Regions from separate parts of the Homo sapiens genome. Here all the other regions are linked to region 3. Evidence: chromatin loops called from intact Hi-C (ENCODE). Cell type or tissue: Caco-2. All regions are shown on one strand.

Region 1 (8,000 bases), 75 kb after region 3:
TACTCTTTGTACTTTTCCTCAGCTCAACAGACAGTCAGCTAAAACTGTGGAATGTAGGGAAACCATACTGCCTACGTTCCTTCAAGGGTCATATCAATGAAAAAAACTTTGTAGGCCTGGCTTCCAATGGAGATTATATAGCTTGTGGTAAGTGAAACCATCGTTTCCAGGAACTTTTTAACAGGTGTTTGTTATTGAAATTGAACTCAGTGGAAATAGAATAAATACTAAGTCAAGAAATGGTCTGTGCACTCAGAAGATAGTATAATAGACATGATGCCCCAGCACTACTGATTTTCCTTGTGTTGTACTAGAAGAGCATTAGTCCTTCCCTTTTTTATTGTGTAGAAACCCTGAACACCTCAAATACCTGAACACCTGATTTTTAACTGTTTTATAGTTGTTCTCCATTATAACATAATTCTTTAGATATTGTGTAGAAGACAGAAAAGGTTAAGTTCTGTTAGTAATATTTCCAATTTTGGAGACATTATGTGTCTTCTTAAGCTTGATATTCATTTTCCCCTATCTGCTGTTCTCTTCATGAAGTAATCTGTTTGCATAGCATTGATCTGTTATTCTATGGCTTTTATTGTTGATAATTTATACAAATTTAAATAAGAAATAGAAAAATCAAATTTGATATTATTCAAATGCTCTGATACATCTAATGCCTGAATAGATGAGCTTTGATCATACTTTTAAATGACTTGGCCTTTGTTCAGCAAAGTTGACTTTCTCCACATATGTATGAGACTGCCAAAGCAAATATCTGGAACAATTATTCTATCTTTAATAGATGGCTCAAAAATAAAAATACAGTTCATAGACCATTAATAGAATAATTCCTATACTGAGAAATGGAAATAAATTATGTAGGCTATGAAAATCTGCCTGTGTAAGTGTTGCCACTTTCTTTTACCTCTCTAAATGGAAATCTTCCTAAATGTAATTTAAGATTCTTATAATATATTTCTGGTTCTACTATAGACTTATTAGGCTGGTGCAAAAGTAATTAAAAGTAATGACAAAACCCACAATTACTTTTGTACCAACCTCTATAAATGATTTTATAGGGTAATTTTAGCCTTAGAATTATCAGTATTGTTGTATCATTTAACACTGATTGTTTCTTTAGATTAGTAAAGTATAGCTTTTGTCCAAGAATCCTTTTCTTACATGATTTCTAATTAGTCCTGTGATCTAGCCTTTCAAATTTGCCCATAAAAGATCTTTGAACTATAACTTTGGCTGATAATTACTATTAGACTGTGATGTCCTAATTCCGAGTTTTTCTATTCTAAAATACTATTATTATTATTTGTTTTCAGGAAGTGAAAATAACTCTCTCTACCTGTACTATAAAGGACTTTCTAAGACTTTGCTAACTTTTAAGTTTGATACAGTCAAAAGTGTTCTCGACAAAGACCGAAAAGAAGATGATACAAATGAATTTGTTAGTGCTGTGTGCTGGAGGGCACTACCAGATGGGGTAAGTTTTCATATCAGTTTTTTCACCTTGGGATCTCATATTATGCATTATGTATACACAGGGTTTGATTAAATTTTAAAATATAAATTGGTATGTGGTATGTACTTTTTAAAAAACTTTGTAATGTGTCACCAAAGACAATAGGCATTTTAGGTAGTGATTGAAATGCATAGTAATAGAGCAATGTCATGGTGTCATAATGTCCCTCTGTGACCCATAGCATTTAGTGCATATCTCAGTTATAACCATTATCATATTGTCTGTTCATATCTCTTCTATAAGACTGGAAATTCCTCCAAAATATGCATTCTGTCTCATTTTCTTTATTGATTATGTGCAGTATAAGCTTGATAAACATTAAGCTGAGCTGGTATTTTAATAGGGAGGGAGAAAAAGAATTGGTACAGGTAAAGGATAGTGGCCTATATGGTCCTCTAATTAAGTACTATTTCAAAGTAGAATTGCTGTCTACAAAATACATTTATATATGAATATTTAAGCATATTTAGTATATTGATGAGACAGTTATGCTACTGGGTTTTATAAAGTGGAGTTGCCTCAAACTTTTCACTTATGTTTTAAAGTATAAGGTTTTTCATAAGTTATATGAAAAAATAATTCTTAGGCTAGGTTCGGTGGCTCACACCTGTAATCCCAGCACTTTGGGAGGCCGAGGCGGGCAAATCACGAGGTCAGGAGATCAAGACCATCCTGGCTAACACGGTGAAACCCTGTCTCTACTAAAAATACAAAAAATTAGCCAGGCGTGGTGGCGGGTGACTGTAGTCCCAGCTACTCGGGAGGCTGAGTCAGGAGAATGGCATCAACCCGCGAGGCAGAGCTTGCAGTGAGCCAAGATCGCGCCACTGCAGTCCAGCCTGGGCGACAGAGTGAGACTCTGTCTCAGAAAATAATAATTCTTGTTACTATCTTGATTTATATAAACATGAGTTATTAGTATCATATTTTTAAAATAGCTTTTTAGGTGATTAGTTGGGTTTTTGACAAAAAAAATTCTGACTTGATATGTAATTTAAAAATCCAAGTTTCAGGTATAGTTTCACTTTAATTTGATATATTCTATTGCTGTCTTATTTAAAGTTCTGTGGCTCCATTTCCAGTTTTGCTAATTGACAGACTAGGTAATTTGGACCAACCCTTCCTCCAAGTAAAATTAGAAAAAAAGGACCAAATGTATGTATTTTTAAAAAAAGAACCTATTTGAAAGCATTGGAAAGCAAACAAGACAGGAAAGAATTACCAGATTTGGATTGTGACCCTGGCTTTTGAATCTACTTTTCCCCTGTGAGCATTTGTCAGTTCTGGTGGGGTGGGTGAAAGTGCTTATACTAGCTTCACAGGGTTGCAGGGATTGGAGCTCAGTGCCTGACGTTGTATGGGTGATTACTTTGTTTTAAGTCCCCACAGGGGTATATTATAGGGGAAACCAGAAGATAAGTCTTCATAGCGATTGCATCTGAACTTCATATCAATCTCTGAAATTGAATTGAGGTGACCCTTGATTGCTAATATCCACAGGATGCAAACTTAAATCCTCTGAAAAAAGATAAGATCATCTAAGTGCTTTATTTTTTTTAGTTTTGTAACTACAATAACTAGGGCACAATAAAAAATAAACAGACATAGTAAAAGAGAAGACAGCATGAATTAAACCAGCCTAAGCAACAGACTGTAGAAACAGTCACAGCAGCTCTAAATATTGAAATTATCAGACAGCTTGAAAGTAGCTATGCTTACAAGATGAAAGACAAGATTGAAAATTTTAACTGAGAACTGGAAACTATTTTTAGAATGAAAATATCATTCTGCTTCTGGCCCCTCCCAAATTTCATGTCCTCACATTTCAAAACTGATCATGCCTTCCCAGCAGTCTCCCAAAGTCTTAACTCATTTAAGCATTAACTCAGAAGTCCAAAGTCCAACGTTTCATCTGAGATAAGCCAAGTCCCTTCTGCCTATGAGTCTGTAAAATCATCAGCAAATCAGTTAATTCCTAGATATGAAGAGAATATAGGCATTGGGTAAATAGAGCTATTCAAAATGGGAGAAATTGGCCAAAACAAAACTACAGGCCCCATGTAAGTCCAAAATCCAACAGGGCAGTCAAATCTTAAAGTTCCAAAATGATCTCCTTTGACTCCATGTCTCACACCCAGGTCACACTGATGCAAGAGGTGGGTTCCCGTAGTCTTGGAGACCTCCACCACTGTGGCGTTGCAGGGTACAGCTTCCCTCCTGGCTGCTTTAACGAGCTGGCATTGTCTGTGGCTTTTCCAGGTGAACGGTGCAAGCTGTCAGTGGATCTACCATTTTGGGGTCTGGCGGATGGTGGCCCTCTTCTCACAGCCCCATAGGTGGTGCCCCAGTAGGGACTCTGTGTGAGGGCTCCCACCCCACATTTCCCTTCTGTACTGCCGTGGCAGAGGTTCTCCATGAGGGGCCCACCCTTGCAGCAAACTTCTGCCTGGATAGCCAGGCGTTTCCATACATCCTCTGAAATCTAGGCAAAGGTTTCCAAACCTCAGTTCTTTATTTCTGTGCACACGCAGGCTCAACACCACATGGAAGCTGCCAAGGCTTTGGGCTTGCACCCTCTGAAGCCATGGCTCGAGTTCTCTGTTGGCCCCTTTTAGTCATGGCTGGAGCGGCAGGGACACAGGACACCAAGTCCCTAGGCTGCACGCAGCATGCCAACCCTGGACCTGGCCCAGGAAACAACTTTTTCCTCTGGGGTCTCCAGGCCTGTGATGGGAGGGGTTGCTCTGAAGACCTCTTGACATATCCTGGAGACATTTTCCCCGTGGTCTTGGGGATTAACATTCAGCTCCATGTTACTTATGCAAATTTCTGCAGCCAGCTTGAATTTCTTCCCAGAAAATGGGATTTTCTTTTCTATTGCATTGTCAGGCTGCAAATTTTTTGAACTTTGATGCTCTGTTTCCCTTATTAAACTGAATGCCTTTAACAGCATTCAGGTCACCTCTTGTATGCTTTGCTGCTTAGAAATTTATTCTACCAGATACCCTAACTCATCTCTCTCAAGGACAGAGTTCCACAGATCTCTAGGGCAGGGGCAAAATGCCGCCAGTCTCTTTGCTAAAACATAACAAGAGTCTTCTTTGCTCTATTTCCCAGCAAGTTCCTCATCTCCATCTGAGACCACCTCAGCCTTAGATTTCATGTCCATCATTATCAGCATTTTGGTCAAAGCCATTGAACAAGTCTCTAGGGAGTTCCAAATTTTCCCACATTTTCCTGTCTTCTGAACCCTCTAAACTGTTCCAACCTCTGCCTGTTAACCAGTTCCAAAGTCAGTTCCACATTTTGGGGTATCTTTTCAGCAGCACCCCACTTCTGGTACCAATTTTCTGTATTAGTCCATTTTCACACTGCTGATAAAGATATACTCAAGACTGGGTAATTTACAAAAGAAAGAGGTTTATTGGACTCGCAGTTCCACATGGCTAGGGAGGCTTCACAATCATGGCGGAAGGTGAAAGGCATGTCTCACATGACAGCAGAAAAGAGAAGAAAACTTGTACAGGGAATCTCCCCTTTTTAAAACCATCAGATATCATGAGACTTATTCACTGTCACGAGAACAGTTCGGGAAAGACTTGCCCCCATGAGTCATTTACCTCCCACTGGGTCCCTTCCACAACATATGGGAATTCAAGTTGAGATTTGGATGGGGACACACCCAAACCATATCAGAGGAGTCTTTTTCATTCCTTTAAGCCATCAGTTTCTTTTCTTTTCGACAAATAATAATTGTAAGTATTTATGGGGTACAATGTGGTATTTTCATATACATGTACATTATGGAATGATTAAATCAAACTAATGAGCATATCGGTCATCTCACATGCTTTTTTTGTAGTGGGAACATTTAAAATCTTATTCTCTTAACAATATTGAAATATCCACTACATTATTATTAACTACAGTCACTCTGCTATGCAATACATCTCAAAAACTTACTCTTTTTGTCTAATTAGCTGAAACTTTGTAGCCTTGGACCAACATCTTGGCATCCTCCCACTCCCATCCCCCACCTCTGGTAACTACCATTCTATTCTCTATTTCTCTGAGTTCAATTTTTTAAGATTACACGTATAAATGAGATCATGCAGTATTTCTTTCTGTGTGTGATTTATTTTACTTAGCATAATGTCCTCCAAGTTCATGTAAAGCTGAATGGTATTCCATTATATACAGTTTAACCTTGACAACGTGGGGGCAAGAGGCACTGACCCTCCACTCAGTTGAAAATTCGGGTATAATTTGATTCCCTGACTCAAAAGCTTAACTACTAATAGCCTACTGTTGACTGAAAATCTTACCAATAACATAAACAATTAACCCACATAAGCTAGACAAAAGAAAATATTATTAAGAAAATCATAAAAGAAAATATATTTACTGTTTATTAAATGAAGTGAATCATAAAGGTCTTCATCCTCATCTTCACATGGAGTAGGCTGAGAAGGAGGAGAAAGAAGTGGGGTTGGTCTTTCTCTGGAGTGGTAGAAGAGGAAGAAAATTTGCATATAAGTGGTTCCTCACAGTTCAAACCTGTGTTTTCCAAGGGTCAGCTGTATACCATGTTTTCTTATCCATTTATTTGTTGATGGGCACTTAGGTTGATTTCATATCTTTGCTGTTGTGAATAATGCAATGAATAAAAGAGTGTGCATGTTTTTTTCTGTAACCTAATTTTAACTCTTTTGAAATTGAAGTGGGATTCAATGCTCAGAAGTGTAATTGCTAGGTCATATTGCCATTCTGTATTTAGTATTTGAGGACCTCCATATTATTTTCCATAAAAGCTGTACTGATTTACATTCCCACCAACGTTACAAGAGTTCTCTTTTCTCCACATTCTTGCCAACGCTTGTTATCTTTCATCTTTTTTTAACACACCCCACTTCACAGATGTCATTTGTCTTTTTGATGATAGAAATTCTAGCAGTTGTGAGGCGATACCTCATTGTGGTTTTAATTTAAACTTCCCTGATGATTAATGATATTGAGCATTTTTTCATATACCTGTTTGTTATTTGTATGTCTTTTTTTGAGAAATGTTTATTCAGGTTCTTTGCTTGTTTTTTAAGTGGGTTATTTGTTTTCTTGCTGTTTAGGTGTTGGAGTTCCTTATAACCCCCTAACTGATAAATAGTTTGCAAATATTTTCTCCCAATCCACATGTTGTCTTTTCACTCTGTTGTTTCCTTTGTTGTGAGGAAGCTTTATATTGATAGTTTGATGCATTCATGCTTGTCTGTTTTTGCTTTTGCAGTTTTAGCCAAAAAATTTTTCAGACCATTATGGAGCTTTTACCTTATGTTTTCTAGTAGTTTTACAGTTTTCAGTCTTATGTTTAAGCCTCTAATCATTTTGAGTTGAGTGTTGTATATGGTGTGAGATACTCAACTTCATTCTTCTGCATATGGATATCCAGTTTTCCCAACACCATTTATTGAAGAGACTATCTTTTCCCCCAGAGAGATTCTTTTTTCTTCCTCCCTGGCTTCCCCAGAGAGATTCTTGAAAGAAGGCAGAGAGAAAATATTGTCAGTTAGACTGACAGCCAACTTCTCAATGAAATAGTGGAAGCCAACAGACAGTGAAACCAGATAGTGTGGGAAGGAAAACATTTGCAAACCATGAATTCTACATCCAGTGAAAATCTCTAGACAGTGGTAAAATAAAGACATTTTAAAATAAATAAACCTGAAAAATTTTCAATCAGCAAACCTACACTAAAGAAAACCTTAGAGGATATGCTTAGGGCAGAAAGAAAAAGATTCCAGATGAAAGTCTTATCTTTTTTATTAACATTGATTTATCTAGAGACTGGAGTTAGGTAAGGGAACGTATATATATTCTGTATCTGTGGATCTGTGATATGACTCTTATCTGAAACTATTGGAATGAAATATGAAGTGTTTTAAGTATACAAATGAATATATTTGTTCCTATGTGATGATGCCTGTGTAAAGGGACACAATATTTTTGTTAGGGGTAGACCCTGAGTCCATAGTAACTTCTTTTGAGGCTGCAGATACCCTATTATTGTTTTGTCAGCTCTGAACCGTAACATACGTACTTAGCTACTCACCAATCCTAAGTGGATAGCTAATAGTAAAAGGCAGTACTTGTAAAGGACACTTATTACTCCTTTAGCTCTTCAGAAGTGACCCCAAAAAGTACACTCTATCCTCAGGCAAAAAAAAAAGCAGTGGTCATTAGGGTGGACATTTTCTGTTGTGGCTTGAGACATCAGGAATCATATTAAAAGTTTCTGTAGCTTTAGGGTTAGGGGAGGCAGGGATCAGGATAACAGATTTCCAAATTTCCCCTCTCTGAAACCAAGTGCAGCAAAACTTGGCTTGGGAACCTATCAACTATGCTGTAATACTTTCTATGCAGTTATAACTGTGCACCTTTGTTTTCAGTTACATCATTAAATTTTATTCTCTCTAAT
Region 2 (8,000 bases), 90 kb after region 3:
TGACTTCATGTATTTTATTTTCATGGGCTGGTTTAAAAATACGAGAATGGAAAGATGAAAGAAAAGATTAGTACATGCAAACTATAGAAGTTTAGGTAGCAACCCAGTCCTGAGTTTCCCATTTCATCTTCTTTTATTTTAAATTCTCAATGTATTTCCATTTGCAAAGTTAACTCTTTTACTAAACTGTCATGAGACATTTGTGTAATTCAGACTCCAGTACTGATTATAGTATCTTTTAACCAAATACATTTCACTAAAAATTAGACTTGTAAAAGTGTTAAAAAAATAAGGCTTGGCCAGATGGGGTGGTTCACGCCTGTAATCTCAGCACTTTGGAAGGCTGAGGCGGGCAGATCCCCTGAGTTTGGGAGTTTGAGACCAGCCTGACCAACATGGAGAAACCCCATCTCTACTGAAAATACAAAATTACCCGGGTGTGGTGGCGCATGCCTGTAATCTCAGCTACTCGGGAGGCTGAGGCAAAAGAATTGCTTGAATCTGGGAGGCGGAGGTTGTGGTGAGCCAAGATCGTGCCATTGCACTCCAGCCTGGGCAACAAGAGCGAAACTCCGTCTCAAAAAATTAAATAAATAAGGCTTATGTGCAGTTATTCTCAATGAGCTAAAAAGCTTCCTGAGGCTAGAAATTCTTGTCATTTTTGGCTGGGAGCAGTGGCTTACACCTGTAGTTTCAGCATTTTGGGAGGTCGAGGCGGGCAGATCACCTGAGGTCAGGGATTTGAGACCAGCCTGGCCAACATGGTGAAACCCCGTCTCTACTAAAAAATACAAAAATTAGCCGGGCATGGCCGTGGGCGCCTGTAATCCCAGCTACTCGGGAAGCTGAGGCAGGAGAATCGCTTGAACCCGGGAGGTGGCAGTTGCAGTGAGCCGAGATCACACCACTGCACTCCATTCTGGCAACACAGCCAGACTCTGTCTCAAAAAAAAAAAAAAAAAAAAAATTCTTGTATTTTGTATATTGCTGCTCTCTGGGCCTCAGATGGTATGTGTTAAGTAGGTATTCGGTAAATTCTTTCCTCCTCACTTCCCTCTCACTAGCCACCTGACCAAAAGCAGAAAAATACGTCTTGGTTTTCCCTCTGAGTTCAATATTTGTAGATAGTTTCAACATGTGTATTAGTATTTTTCAAAGTATGGTCTGTTGATCACCTGCTTTAGAATTATTAGTTACTTGGGATAGGAATTAAAATTTTAAATATCTAAACCCTATACTTGTTATATTTAGACTTTCTGAAGGTGAGGACCAAGAACCACCTTTTGTATTTGTTGTTGTTGTTGTTGTTGTTATGGGTTACATAATTCTCTCCTTTTGTTTTGTTAAGTATCCTAGAATTGCATGGGAGAAGCAAAGATCCCATCTCTGTCACATCCAATCTTGGAGCCACCGGTGGAAATTTAGAAGTGCCAAAGTGTTTCCAACAGTCGCTGCCGCAAACCTATTCTTTCTTTACAGGAGTGATTAGGTACTGTCTCAAACCCTCCTGAGTGCCACATCAGGAGGCTCTCTATGGTCTGTTGGTCACTTTGGAAGATGTAGAGACTAAATCCAAGGGAGACATTAGATAATAAGCCAGGGTTCTCATCAGTCTCCTCAGTAGCAAAAGCAAAGGCTAGAACATTCTGGTAGTGCTCATTATTAATTGGAACATTACAGCTGGAGTCAAAGATCTGCCTCCTGAAAGGTACTGTGTTCTGATGTTTACAGCCAAATTCCATTAAACATTGACTGATTTATTACAATGGATACAACTCAGAAATAGCTCATGGGAAGAGATGCATAGGGCAAGGTATTGGAGAGTGGCGGGTGGAGTACACAGAATAGGTCTGTGCTGGTGACTCTTGGAAACACTTTGGCATTTTCTTCCCAGATGGGTACCCTCCTAGTACCTCAATGTTTTCACCAACCTGGAGGCCCTGGAACCTCCATTTTCAACAAACTCCCTTTGGGATTTATATATAATAAAATGCTATAAAATATCAGTTTTTGAGCTCTTTTCTGTTTGTATATTTGCTTAATAAGAATTTGCTAAATGAATAAATTTTATCTGATTAAGTTTTCAAGGACCCAAATGACCAAAATAAGAACTTACTGTAAGACTCAAAATATAACAAATGAGGTTAATTTAAATCAGGCAGTGAGTTTTTGGAGAATATGTTCTGTACAACAAAAAAAAAGTTACTACAAAATACCCTTCCAACTTTGACATATTAACATCCTTATTTCCTTCTGGCTTTATCAGTCTTTCTAAGTCATTTAAGTCTAAAACCCCAGAATCATTATTGTTGCATCTCTTTATTTTCCATCTAATTATTCATCAAATAGCAGTAATGCTTTCTTTGAAATGTCTTCTATATATCTTTGTTTTCGTTTCTGCTTTTCATCTCCTCATTTCTGTTCCTTCCCCTTCCCCTTCTCTCGATTTACTTCTAACAGCTTTATGTCCCTTTCAGTCGGCCTTTATGCACTACCAAATATTCATCTTTATACAGAGATAATCAATCAAACATTGCTTGTTACCTTTAGTTGACCCAGGTCTTTCAGAAAAGTTTTTTTCAAATTCAGCATTTGCATGTACCTCTATCTGGTATATTTTGGCCAACACTAAAAATAAGGGGAAATTTTGATAAATATATTACCTGAACTTGTTAGTTATTTAATCTATTTCACTTCAGATATCTGTATCTAATTTTAAAATTATATTTACCCTTACTATTAAATATGATCCTTAAGAAAATTATAGGAAAAAGTACAATAGAAAAAAATACTCAAAGGTAACTCAGATTTCAAAATTTACTAGTATTTAGAAAATTAGCCTTTATAATAAGTATAGAACAATGTCGTTCCTATATCTACTTCTTAACTGCTCTATTTCCTGATCTCATGTGTTTGCACTTAGACTATCGTATCTAAACTATTACATTCAAGATTTTCAATAATCTAATATAATGCTATCCATCTAACTTTATTTCTGTTTTCTAACACAGTTCACCTACTTCATTAAGAAAGTTTCTTCATTGTCCCATACTATTCCCATTCCGGCTTCTAAACTCGTATTCATGTTGTTCTTCATATTGCCTTATCCTCTTATTTCTGCTTAACTAAGTTCTCATCATTTTTTAGCCCAATCACTGCTTCTCTTTCCCTCTTTTAACCATTTTATCTCCTTGGTTTCTGGTTTCTCACAGCTATTGATGAACCTATAGAATGCAGTCTACCAACTGATGTTCACATTCATCTTGAATTGTTTGTTATGCTTCATTAGTGTTGCCCCAGGTACATTCCTTGCTTCAACTTGGAGAGCAAAAAAATACAAACACCAGCAGCTACCAGAGTAAGAGCTACTTAGTTTTCTAGGAAAGAGGAGTTAAAGATTGAGTGAGAATAAAATTTAAGTCTGCCTAACCCAGAGAGCCTACTTTTATCAATTTCATAAGATCATAAATATACTGACTAGAATAATACACTAGTATTATTACTACTAGTACACTGTGATACTGACAGTACTAATATGATACTAATAGTACTATCATTGCTTGAGATAACTACCCTTTAACTGTAAAGAAATTAAGGTTATATAGTATTTTAGTAAAAGCAACTACCATTCATTTGTTTAGTGCCTATAGTGTGCCAGTTACTCTTTGGTTACATGCTGTAAGGGAGAAAAGATTTTTCTCACCTGTTGGCTTGATTCATGACGGAGACCTCTGTAAGTTTTACATGACATAGAAGTTTTACGTGACACAGAAGGCTTCAGAAATGAAGACCCAAAGAATGGGTAAACTTGTATATGTTTATGCTTAGGTTTGATGAAGAAATGAATAGTCTCATGGAGAAGTATGATTGGAGGACAAAGGGGTATGATCTAATGGTAATAAACTGGGGGCAACTTAGCAAGACCTGTTTGTTGAGCTTCTTCTCTGTGTCTCTGTCTCCAGAGATAAGGGCATTCCTTTCCTCAGGTAAGGATAGGCAACTCTGGAATGAGAGTCTTATGACCTGCTTCAGTGGAAGGGCAGAGAATTCTTTTATGACCTGCTTCAGAGGAGAAGTGTGGGAGAAGGTCTTCCTGCTTCTGCTGTTTTTTCAAATACCAAGGTGACTATTTGGAGGTAGTGTGTTCTGGTCCCTAACAATGCTCTACTGTGTTTTCCTTGAATCTTCATACAGATTCTACCTAAGAGTATCTGCTTTATATTTGGAGAAATTGAATGTCTAAAAGGATTAAGCAGAACCAAAATTCAGATCCAGGTTTCCATGCCTTGAATGTATTGCTTTTTCTGTTAACATGGTATTCCCCAAATAGTACTGAATTCTAGAATCAGCTTTACCAGAGTAGTCTGGAGGAAATTTGCGAATAGCTCTCTTAAATATGCACGGTTCTATGCTCAGAGGAGCTCTTCTCAGTATTAATCAGCAATCCAGTCATTTTTTTCCCCTCATACTTGTCATTGTAAGCACATTTTTCTCAAGCTTTACTCAGAAGATCATCCAGAGATATTAACTGTTAACATGTGCTGCAAGTTGAAAGTGTTTAGAGAGAATATTTGAGTGCAGTGTGACAAGGATAATCAAGTTGTTTAGGGCCAGTTGGCGAGAAGACTTTGGAAAGCATTGAGAAAGGAATGATGAATGTATGTGTTGTTTTGTATCTAAATCCTTCTTCCCTTGTGTATGTTCTTCACAGCCTTTTCTCCCTGAATAAGGATCACTTTGACTTTGTATGCTAAGTGTGCCTTCTTAATGGTTCTTTTCCTGTTATCTGAATCCTGAAGTATATTTAAATGAGAATTTGATGCAGTTAGTTAATTGGAATATAAAAGACTGGTTAACAAAAGTCTTCTTAATAATGAAGCACACCAGAAATGGAAGCTGCTGGAACCAGCCATGTGGACAAATGAAAAAATGCCTTTTGTCTACAGATTGCAGCGATCCTACATAAATATATGGAGGTCTCTGTCTGGCTTAGGACAGCTGGCTAAGTCTGATCGTTCCCCTCCGTACAGCCTTTAAAACTGCCACTCTAAATACTTGGTTTCCTTGCCATTTTATTCAGTATCTGCTGGTTATGAGTACTGTATTATTTTTTAAATGGGCAACCAAGTAAAGTTACCTCTGTATCCGTCTGAACTGGTTTTTGAGGTATCTTACGAGTTTTGAAAATAGGTGTTATTTGCTTATTTAAGGAACCTACAACCAGGAAGTAGAATGAATGTGGAAATATTATTCTTCTCTTGCCGAGCATGGTGGCTCACACCTGTAATCCCAGCACTTTGGGAGGTTGAGGCAGATGGATCACTGAATGTCAGGAGTTCAAGACCAGCCTGGCACCAACATAGTGAAATCCTGTCTCTACTGAAAACACAAAAATTAGCCAGGTGTGTTGGCAGGCGCCTGTAATCCCAGCTACTTGAGAGGCTGAGACAGGAGAATCACATGAACCTGGGAGGCGAAGGTTGCAGTGAGCTGCGATTGTGCCATTGCACTCTAGGCTAGGTGACGGTGCGAGACTCCATCTCAAAAAAAAAAGAAAAAAGAAATATTATTCTTCTAAGGGGCCACATTGGCTTAACGAATTCAGGGTTACCAGTGAAGGTCAATACTTTAGATATGAAGGAGCTAATCAGAGATAGCTTCCGTGAAGATTTTCTCATTAAGAAAGTGATTTCTCCAAAATCCAGTTTATGTAATTTTTTAAGGCTGTAACCAAAGTTCAGAAATAACCATTTGCAGAGGAAAGCTGCTGCTAAGTATTAACCTTCTTAGTACTGAATTCAAAATCTTGGTTTTTCCTGTTGTGTGTTTTGCTGTTAAGTTGTGGGGAGAGGTTGCTCCCACCTACCTCCCCTAACTTCTACAACTTACAGCAGCCACAGCTGGGTTTGTTTGTTTGTTTGTTTGTTTGTTTGTTTGTTTTTTGAGACTGAGTCTCACTGTGTCACCCAGGTTGGAGTGCAGTGGCATAATCTCAGCTCACTGCAACCCCTGCCTCCTGGGTTCAAGCAATTCTCATGCCTCAGCCTCCTGAGTAGCTGGAATTACAGGGGACCACCATGCCTGGCTAATTTTTGTATTTTTAGTAGAGATGAGCTTTCAACGGCGCGGTGGCTCACGCCAGTAGTCCCATCACTTTGGGAGGCTGAGGCGGGTGGATCACCTGAGGTCAGGAGTTTAATACCAGCCTGGGTTTATTTATAACTAATTGTATGAGGATCCTTGTTTGTGGTTCTGAAATCCCATATTTCTTACCCTGAGCAGTTTTTGCATTAGACAGTTGTCAAATGAGTAGCCATACTTTTCTAGGCCCTTTAGAAATCCACTGTTCTGTTCATTCTAATGAACGATTTTAAGATTTTGTAAGGAAGGATACTAGTGGAGAAGAAAGAAGAGATTTGGGATTAACTGATTTTGAAAGTGTTCCTTTGTGATGAAGAAATCCCAATTCCCCAGATCTCAAATTGGGATTTTGTGTATGGGGGGTGGAAGATTGGAAGGAGAGTGGGAATTTGGCCTGTCAATGCCATGTATGTTGACTTTGGAACACTCTTTACCACTTTGGTTCTGTGGCCAAGCCTTTTCCTCTGTTGATATTACTTGAAATAATACTTATAGGGAGATATATAAAAGACCAAATTTTCCATGTAACAAGGCTTTTAGGAGCCTAGGTTTATGACATTTGAAATGTAATGTATATTTATAATGTATGAGAACTGAGGCTCTCTTGTACATAGTCAGTGACCACCCAAGACACCTTTCTTCTTTCTTCCATTTTGCTTTAATAAATTCAGGATGAAGCCCAGACATGTGATAAGCTTACTGGGTCAATATGATACAGATCAGCATTGGTATATTTCTCAGTTTTCACAAGTTGATTCCTGGCTTTGCTCTTTCTTAGCTGTGTGTATGAATTTGGACAAGTTATTAAGTCTAAGACTATGTTTACTCTTTGTAAATTGATGATAAAAATAGTACCTTCCTCATTGGGTTGCCATGCAGATTAAGTGAAGTAATCCATATAAAATTCTTAACTAAGTCACTGACCTATAGTGCTCAATAAATATGTGATAATGAAACAGGTTTTTAAGTGTTTGTGTGTGTGTGTGTGTGTGTGTGTGTGTGTGTGTATTGCAAACACAATTCAGACAGCTAATTCACTCAACCCCCTTGGATTTTTTATAGAATGCAGGGAAGGCTAACTAACATTTTAGTTTAAAGACCAAGACCTTTTATTGATAGATTGTAGTTTTGTGTTCATTCTTTCTTAGACATATTTATATATATTTTTACCAAGTCAACTCTGAAAGACCACATACTGAAAGAAAAGTCAGGGACAAAAAGAAACTATTAGGCTTACAAATGGCATTTAAAAACCTTTGAAGATGATATTGGAACCTATGTTTGAATGTCTTTGTATGGACTCTCACTTGGTTTCAAAATGCAGCGTAGATTTATGTCTAGGATAAAGTAAAGAAACACTCCGGTCAAATAAGGGGATTCTTATGATGAATCAAACCCAGATAAGTGGCTGGGTGCGGTGGCTCACGCTTGTAATCCCAACACTTTAGGAGGCTGAGGCGGGTGGGTCACGAGGTCAGGAGTTCGAGACCAGCCTGACCAACATGATGAAACCCCGTCTCCAAATACAAAAATTAGCTGGGTTTGGTGGCACGCACATGTAATCCCAGCTACTCAGGAGGCTGAAGCAGGAGGATCACTTGAACCCGGGAAGCGGAGGTTGCAGTGAGCCGAGACTGCACCACTGCAGTCCAGCCTGAGCGACAGAGCGAGACTCCATCTCAAAAACAAACAAACAAACAAAAACAAAACAAAAAAAAAACCCAGATAAGTGAAATGAATTTCTCTGAGCTCCAAAAACAAAAGAAATTTGAATTTTAAAAGATGTACTAGAAAGTGCTTTAAATAAAAGAATGATTCTGCGTGTCAGGAAATCAACAGTGGCCCAATAGGATGAAGTA
Region 3 (8,000 bases):
CGGAGCTTGCAGTGAGCCGAGATTGCGCCACTGCAGTCCGCAGTCCGGCCTGGGCGACAGAGCGAGACTCCGTCTCAAAAAAAAAAAAAAAAAAAAAAACATTTTCAAAAATTTTCTCTTCCACCACTTGCAGTTAATTCCACCCCTCCTTCAAACTCCTGCCACAGGCAACTATTTATCTGCTTTCTGTCACTATACAATAATTCAACCATTTAAAAATTTCTTATAAGTGGAACCATACAGTATATGTTCTTTTGTGTCTAGCTTATTTCGCCCAGCTTGTTTTTGAGATTCATTGATGTTGCTGCCCATATTAGTAATTTATTTACTTATTGAGTAGTATTTTATTGTCTAAATATTCTACAGTTTATTCATTTGAATAATTGTACAGTTTATTTATTTGAATAAACTTGTCTGGGTTTTAGTTTGTTACTATTATGAATAAAGTAATGAGTATTCATATACAAGTCATTTTGGATATTAATGTTTATATTTATTTCTTTGGGTGAATACCTGAAATTGGAATTGCTGTGCTGTATGGTTAGGATGTGTTTAACATTTTAAGAAGCTGCCAAAATGATTTTTAAAGTGGTTGGATTGTTTTACCACTTTAATCAGCAGTTTAAAAAATTCCAGTTCTAAATCCTCAGCAATTCTTAGCATTGTTATTTTTTTTAAATATCAGGCATTTTATTAATGGGTATGTAATGGCATTTTCTCATTGTTTTTCTATGCTTTTCCCTTATCACTAGTGGTGTTTAATGCACTTATTAACTATTTGTATATCTTTTGTGAATTGTCTATTCAAATCTTTTGGCCAGTATTTAAAAATTCAGGTCTTTCTTGGCCGGGCTCAGTGGCTCATGCCTGTAATCCCAGCACATTGGGAGACTGAGGCGGGCAGATCACAAGGTCAGGAGATCGAGACCATCCTGGCTAACATGGTGAAACCCCATCTCTACTAAAAACACAAAAAAAATTATCCAGGCGTGCTGGCGGGCGCCTGTAGTCCCAGCTACTCGGGAGGCTGAGGCAGGAGAATGACGTGAACCTGGAAAGGCAGAGATTGCAGTGAGCCCAGATTGCACCACTGCACTCCAGCCTGGGCGATAGAGTGAGATGCCGTCTCCAAAAACAATAATAATAATAATCAGGTCTTTCTCTTGTTTAGTGATGAGAATTCCTTTTATATTATGGATATAAGTTCTTTGTCAGATACATGTGTTATCAGAATTTTCTTCCTTGCCTGTGGCTCATCTTTGTATTTTCTTAATAGTGTCTTTCAAGGAACATGAGTGATACTTAATTTTGATGAATTCCAGTTCATCCATTTTTAAAATTTTTCTATCCTGTAGAAATGTTTCTGCCCCGAAGATTTTTCTTCTATATTTTCTTCTATCATTGTAATAACTTTAGCTTTTACTTACAGGCTTATAATCTATTTCAAGTTATTTTTTATTTAGATTGTGAGGTAATGGTTTAGTTTCATTTTTTCTTTTTCTTTTTCTTTTTTTTATTTTGAGACGGAGTTTCACTCTTGCTGCCCAGGCTGGAGTTCAATGGCGTGATCACGGCTGACTGCAACCTCTGCCTCCGGGGTTCAAGTGATTCTCCTGCCTCAGCCACCTGAGTAGCTGGGATTACAGGCGCACGCCACCATGCCTAGTGAATTTTGTATTTTTAGTAGAGATAAGGTGTTTCCATGTTGGTCAGGCTGATCTCGAACTCCTGACCTCAGGTGATCTGCCCACCTCGGCCTCCCAAGTGCTGGGATTACAGGCGTGAGCCACCATGCCTAGCCGAGGTTCAGTTTTTTCCTGCCAGTATAGAGATACCCACTTGTTCCTAGCATCATTTGATCAAAAGATAACCTTTTCCTGTTGGCATCTTTGTTTAAAATGAATTGACTGTATATATGTGAGTCTACTTAACTGTCTGTTCTGTTGTATTGATCTGTATGTCTCTTTGTTTAAAATGAATTGACTGTATATATGTGAGTCTACTTAACTGTCTGTTCTGTTGTATTGATCTGTATGTCTCCTCTTAGGCCAGTACCATACTGTCATGATTACTGTAGTTTTATAACAAGGCTTGAAATTAGGTAATATAAGTTCTCCGTCTTTGTTACTCTTTTCAAAAGTTATACTGGCTAGTATAAGTCCCTTACATTTCCATGTACATTTTAGAACAGGAGCTCTTCTTTTTTTTCTTGCTGCAATGGTTTGAAGGGATTTATCTGGTAAAACTCACATTTTTTAAAATATTTTTCTTCAGTGTTTTTTACTACTTATTTTTATAAGAAACACAAAATGGGTTTCTGATTTTTTAAGTCTGCTGTGTTAACTGATATTTTGGGGACACATTTTTAAATATACATGATGAAATATTCTTCTAAACTGTAAATTTTTGCTCCACGTTAGTCCTTGGTAGGATTAAATGGTTTCTTTATATCATAGTTTTAAGGTTTCCTGATGAAACATCACAGCAGTGACATTACTGATTTAATATTGTGATCCTATTGGTTGCTTTGTAAATACTACCAGAGAACACAGAACTGAGAAATTAGATGTATTTTATTTTGCAGTTTCAAAAGTTAAGAATTGAAATTTTAGCTTCATATGATTCTCTGTTGAGTCTCTGTTGTACTTTTACTAAACACACATTTCAAAGTGTTTACTAAAAACATTTTAAAGAGGACAAAATGTCGTAGTAACTTTGGGGACAAAAATATATTTTCTTTTTCAGCTCTTGTTATTTTCTCTACTAGATGTTGTTCTGAATGAACAAAAGTTGATATTAAGTATATTGATTTTAAAGGGCATCTTTAAGTGCTTTAAGGAGAAAGACATTTTATCACAAAATAAACACTTGATATTCACAAAAGTTTTTCAGAATATAGTCTATCAGGTAGTGTATTTATTTGTTTTAGCTATTCAATGATAGCCAGAGGGAATAAGAAAGTAAATTTTTTTAAAGTAGTTGTTTTAAAGCAAGATCTTGAGGTTTTATGGAATTCAAACAAAATGAGCCACCTAATAAAAATAATAGAATAAAAATATGCATAGACTTTAAAATGTGGCTTCAATTTAGTGCCTATGGAATAAAGTCTGTCCATTAATTCAGAATAAGGTCAGCAATTATCTAGCAGGTTGCTATTAAAAAAACAGTTTAAGGTCAGCAAACTAATACCTGCGAGTCAAATTTCAACTCATTGCTTGACTTTGTAACAACTAAGAATATTTTTTACATTTGCAAAGGTTGAAAAAAAATACAAAGGATAATACTTTGTGACATGTGAAAATTCAGATTCTAGTGTTCATAAATGAAGTTTTGTTGGAACCACTGACGCTGTTCTGACATAAAATTAATAGATATCAATGGCTCACACCTGTAATCCTAGCACTTTGGGAGGCTGAGGCAGGTGGATCACGAGGTCAGGAGTTCGAGACCGGCCTGACTAACATGGTGAAACCCCGTCTCTACTAAAAATACAAAAATAAGCCAGGTGTGGTGGTGTGCACCTATAATCTCAGCTACTCAGGAGGCTGAGGCAGGAGAATCACTTGAACCCAGGAGGCAGAGGTTGCAGTGAGCTGAGATCACACCATCACAGTCCAGCCTGGGCAACAGAGTGAGACTCTGTCTCAAAAAAAAAAGAAAGAAAAAAGATTTTGCAAACTCCCTAACTACAAATTTTTAAAAAATTATAGTGTCTTAATTCTAATATAAAGGAGAAATAAAAGGAAAATAAGATGATTTTAATTTGTAAATACTTACCTATTCTGTATGGTTAAAATAAGGAGATGGTCAAATAATAATTTAATGACTCACTTGTTTTATTGCCATACAAAGATAATTTTTTTCTTAGGTTCACAATGCTTAAGAGGGAGAGAATAATGTGAACAAGTTTCATACAGAATACACTTGATAGATGAATTACATTAACCACATAGTGAGTGAGCTCCAAAATTATTAAAGTCTGGTTGCTCAATTAGGATGGAAGCAGGGCTCTGTGGAAAGTAAAGTTTAATTAAACATTAAAGTGTGCTTTTGTGTGAGCACAGCTGAGATCTGCAACCACCTGTAAGGTCCCTTGAAGTTAGAGGGCAGTGCTGGTGTTACAAAGCAAGGCTTCAAAGCTCCAATCCATGTCACAGTCTGAGCATTCAGTCTTCTGAGAAGTGGCTGACAGAGTGAAACTTGACACAGCCTAAGCTCTCAAAGTGTTGTCAAGCTCTTAGGTTTATATATGTTTGAAGTCCAGTAGTTGAAGTCAGTAACTCACATATGGGATCTGAGGAGGCGTGTTACCACATTCCAGAGGGGAGGAGAAGTTTCAGGTTCATATATGGGATCTGATAAGAGGTCACATTCTTTTTTTTTTTTTTTTTTATTGATCATTCTTGGGTGTTTCTCGCAGAGGGGGATTTGGCAGGGTCATAGGACAATAGTGGAGGGAAGGTCAGCAGATAAACAAGTGAACAAAGGTCTCTGGTTTTCCTAGGCAGAGGACCCTGCGGCCTTCCGCAGTGTTTTTGTCCCTGGGTACTTGAGATTAGGGAGTGGTGATGACTCTTAATGAGCATGCTGCCTTCAATCATCTGTTTAACAAAGCACATCTTGCACCGCCCTTAATCCATTTAACCCTGAGTGGACACAGCACATGTTTCAGAGAGCACAGGGTTGGGGGTAAGGTCACAGATCAACAGGATAAGAATTTTTCTTAGTACAGAGCAAAATGAAAAGTCTCCCATGTCTACTTCTTTCTACACAGACACAGCAACCATCCGATTTCTCAATCTTTTCCCCACCTTTCCCCCTTTTCTATTCCACAAAACCGCCATTGTCATCATGGCCCGTTCTCAATGAGCTGTTGGGTACACCTCCCAGACGGGGTGGTGGCCGGGCAGAGGGGCTCCTCACTTCCCAGAAGGGGCGGCTGGGCAGGGGCTGACCCCCCCCCTCCCTACCGGGCGGGGCGGCTGGCCGGGCGGGGGCTGACCCCCCCCCCACCCCACCTCCCTCCCGACGGGGTGGCTGGCCGGGCGGGGGCTGACCTCCCCACCTCCCTCCCGGCCGGGGCGGCTGCCGGGCGGAGGGCCTCCTCACTTCTCAGACGGGGCGGCTGCCGGGCGGAGGGGCTCCTCACCTCTCAGACGGGGCGGCCAGGCAGAGACGCTCCTCATATCCCAGAAGGGGCGGCGGGGCAGAGGTGCTCCCCACATCTCAGAGGATGGGCGGCCGGGCAGAGACGCTCCTCACTTCCTAGATGGGATGGCGGCGGGGAAGAGGCGCTCCTTACTTCCCAGACTGGGCAGCCAGGCAGAGGGGCTCCTCACATCCCAGACGATGGGCGGCCAGGCAGAGACGCTCCTCACTTCCCAGATGGGGTGGCAGCCGGGCAGAGGCTGCAATCTCGGCACTTTGGGAGGCCAAGGCAGGCTGCTGGGAGGTGGAGGTTGTAGCGAGCCGAGATCACGCCACTGCACTCCAGCCTGGGCACCATTGAGCACTGAGTGAACGAGACTCCGTCTGCAATCCCGGCACCTCGGGAGGCCGAGGCTGGCGGATCACTCGCGGTTAGGAGCTGGAGACCAGCCCGGCCAACACAGCGAAACCCCGTCTCCACCAAAAAAATACGAAAACCAATCAGGCGTGGCGGCGCGCGCCTGCAATCGCAGGCACTCGGCAGGCTGAGGCAGGAGAATCAGGCAGGGGGGTTGCAGTGAGCCGAGATGGCAGCAGTACAGTTCAGCTTCCGCTCGGCATCAGAGGGAGATCGTGGAAAGAGAGGGAGAGGGAATCCGTGGGGAGAGGGAGAGGGAGAGGGAGAGGTCACATTCTTGAAGTGGGGAGGGAATACACTCTTAAGTTCTTATTATAGCAAAGCATATCACTCATGTAGCAAACTATATAAATGTTTAGAATCATTTCGGAGCTACATAGCAGGTATACCTGCATTAGACAATATAATGGATAATAAGATTCTTACACCTACTTATAATTAGTAAGTTTGGAATGTTCAGCAAATATTGGAAACGCAGGGGTAGTTTGTCTTTCTATGTAAAATGGATTTCATTTCTATGCTCAGTTAATTATAGGATTTTCATTTGCATAAGGATGAGAAGTATAAATATTTTTGGAGGTATAACGTAGATTGTGAGACAGTGAATATGATGAGTAGGATTGGAAGAGTAAGGGCAAAAATAACTTTATCCTTTGCTCAGAGTAGAAACTTAGTAGATACATTGAATCCTTTATTTCTTTCTGTAGTAATTAATAAAGTGTTTGTAGTCACTAGACAGAAATACTACAATTCCCATTTAGGAGAATAACACAGAAAACAAAAGAAAGAAATCAGATGGTCAAATACTTTAATTAAAAATGTGATTGAAACAATATATATCACAAAATAAGATGACAGATACAAAAGTAAACGTGATTGATAAATTTAAATAGGCTAAACTTCCTGGCAATAAGAAAATATTTTTATAGTAGATTATAACATAAACCACAAATCAGTGCTTGTATAGACGAGTTCTGAAAACTTCAAACTGTGAAAGTTGAAAGTAAGGTTTAATTCAGGCTAGAAAGCATTAGATCAATCTCTCTTTGTCTTACACACACACACACACGCCCCATTATAATGATCAAAGTTCAGTCTGCACTGAAGTTTAAGTCTAATTGTAAGTATCTTTATATATTAAAAAATCCCTGTGTTAACTGTAAGACAAAATAAACACATTTAGTGGTATGAGACTTTAAATTAAATCAGATCTTAGTCCATGACAGATTAAGTGCACAAAAAATAAATGTTAATAAAACTGTAGAAGCCCTAAATAACATAATTAACAAACTAGAACACATATACAAACATTTATAAAGAATATACCTTCTTTTAAATTGTCCATGGAACATCAGAAAATGTAAAGAATCTAGATCATATACCAAATCTCAAATTACAGAAAATAAAAATTAACATTTTCTGATCACAACACAGTAAGATCAAACATTTATTACAAACTTAGAAAACAGGAAAAATATACCACACGGAAATTTAATAGCTTTTTTGGCAACGCTGGGATCAAAATGGAAATCAAACCAGTATGATGAAATTTCTGTGTATCAGAACTTATGGGACATAGCTAAAAGTGCCCAGAATAAAACTCCTTACTCTAAAGGAATTAACCTACTCAAAAAGGAATTAACTGAAAAAGTAATGATAAATAAGATGATATAAAACAATTTAATTAAACAACCAAGCAAAGAAATTAGAGAAAGAACAAAGTAAACCTAAATAAAATAGAAGGAAATTAAATAAATATAAAAATAAGAATACATTATGAAAAAACAATTACTAAATCAATTCATGAGCTTTTAAAAACAAAAGATGAAAATTGTTAGTCAACCTAATCAGGTAAACCTGGAAGAAATTACTAGATGTTTGGCAGGGGATTCAGAAACTCAATTTTGGACGGGTTAACTATGCCTATCAGGTTAAAATTGGAGCTGTCAACTAGACATGAGGCAGTAGTGTAGAGAGAGGTCTGGTTTGGGAGACAAACACTTGATAGTCATCAGTGTACTATATAGATTGAAAGTCATGAGACTATATGAGATCACCAAAGAAATCCAGGAAGATAAAAAGATGGTGAGGTACAAGAGCTTAGCTTAGCTCTGAGATGCTTTTGTTTTGTTTTGTTTATTTTTTGAGATGGAGTTTCACTTTTGTTGCCCAGGCTGGAGTTCAGTGGTGCGATCTCGGCTTACTGCAACCTCCTCTTCCCGGGTTTAAGCGATTCTCCTGCCTCAGCCTCCTGAGTAGCTGGGATTACAGGTGCCTGCCACCATGCACAGCTAATTTTTTGTATTTTTGGTAGAGGCTGGATTTCATCGTGTTGGCCAGGCTGGTCTCAAAGTCCTGACCTCAGGTTATCCACCTGTCTCGGCCTCCCGAAGTGATGGGATTACAGGCTTGAGCCACTGCACCCAGCCTGGGA

What was found. A loop is a pair of places that touch in the nucleus more often than their neighbours do. Peaks named below come from ENCODE experiments on the same cell type or tissue, not always from the same donor. Only the 100,000 strongest peaks of a DNase experiment are listed, where the experiment ranks them.
Region 1: it touches region 3 in a loop (6-fold over the local background); 1 of 110 quality-filtered maps calls a loop at or near these places.
Region 2: it touches region 3 in a loop (8-fold over the local background); 1 of 110 quality-filtered maps calls a loop at or near these places.

Annotation. Positions count from the first base shown.
Region 1 is chr1:175,980,435-175,988,434 of GRCh38, reverse strand. It overlaps COP1 (COP1 E3 ubiquitin ligase), which reads left to right. Exons shown (of 20, transcript NM_022457.7): 17 at 23-147; 18 at 1,332-1,492. Among named protein-coding and RNA genes, the nearest start is that of MIR1843, 16 kb to the right of the region's middle. In Caco-2, no CTCF peak of the experiment used is centred here; no DNase peak of the experiment used is centred here.
Region 2 is chr1:175,965,429-175,973,428 of GRCh38, reverse strand. The region is part of intron 18 of COP1 (COP1 E3 ubiquitin ligase); the gene reads left to right. It overlaps MIR1843 (microRNA 1843), which reads left to right and starts at 4,950; the gene lies at 4,950-5,059. It also overlaps SCARNA3. In Caco-2, no CTCF peak of the experiment used is centred here; a DNase peak (open chromatin) is centred at 4,008.
Region 3 is chr1:176,055,147-176,063,146 of GRCh38, reverse strand. All of the region lies in intron 11 of COP1 (COP1 E3 ubiquitin ligase), which reads left to right. Among named protein-coding and RNA genes, the nearest start is that of MIR1843, 91 kb to the right of the region's middle. In Caco-2, no CTCF peak of the experiment used is centred here; a DNase peak (open chromatin) is centred at 4,266.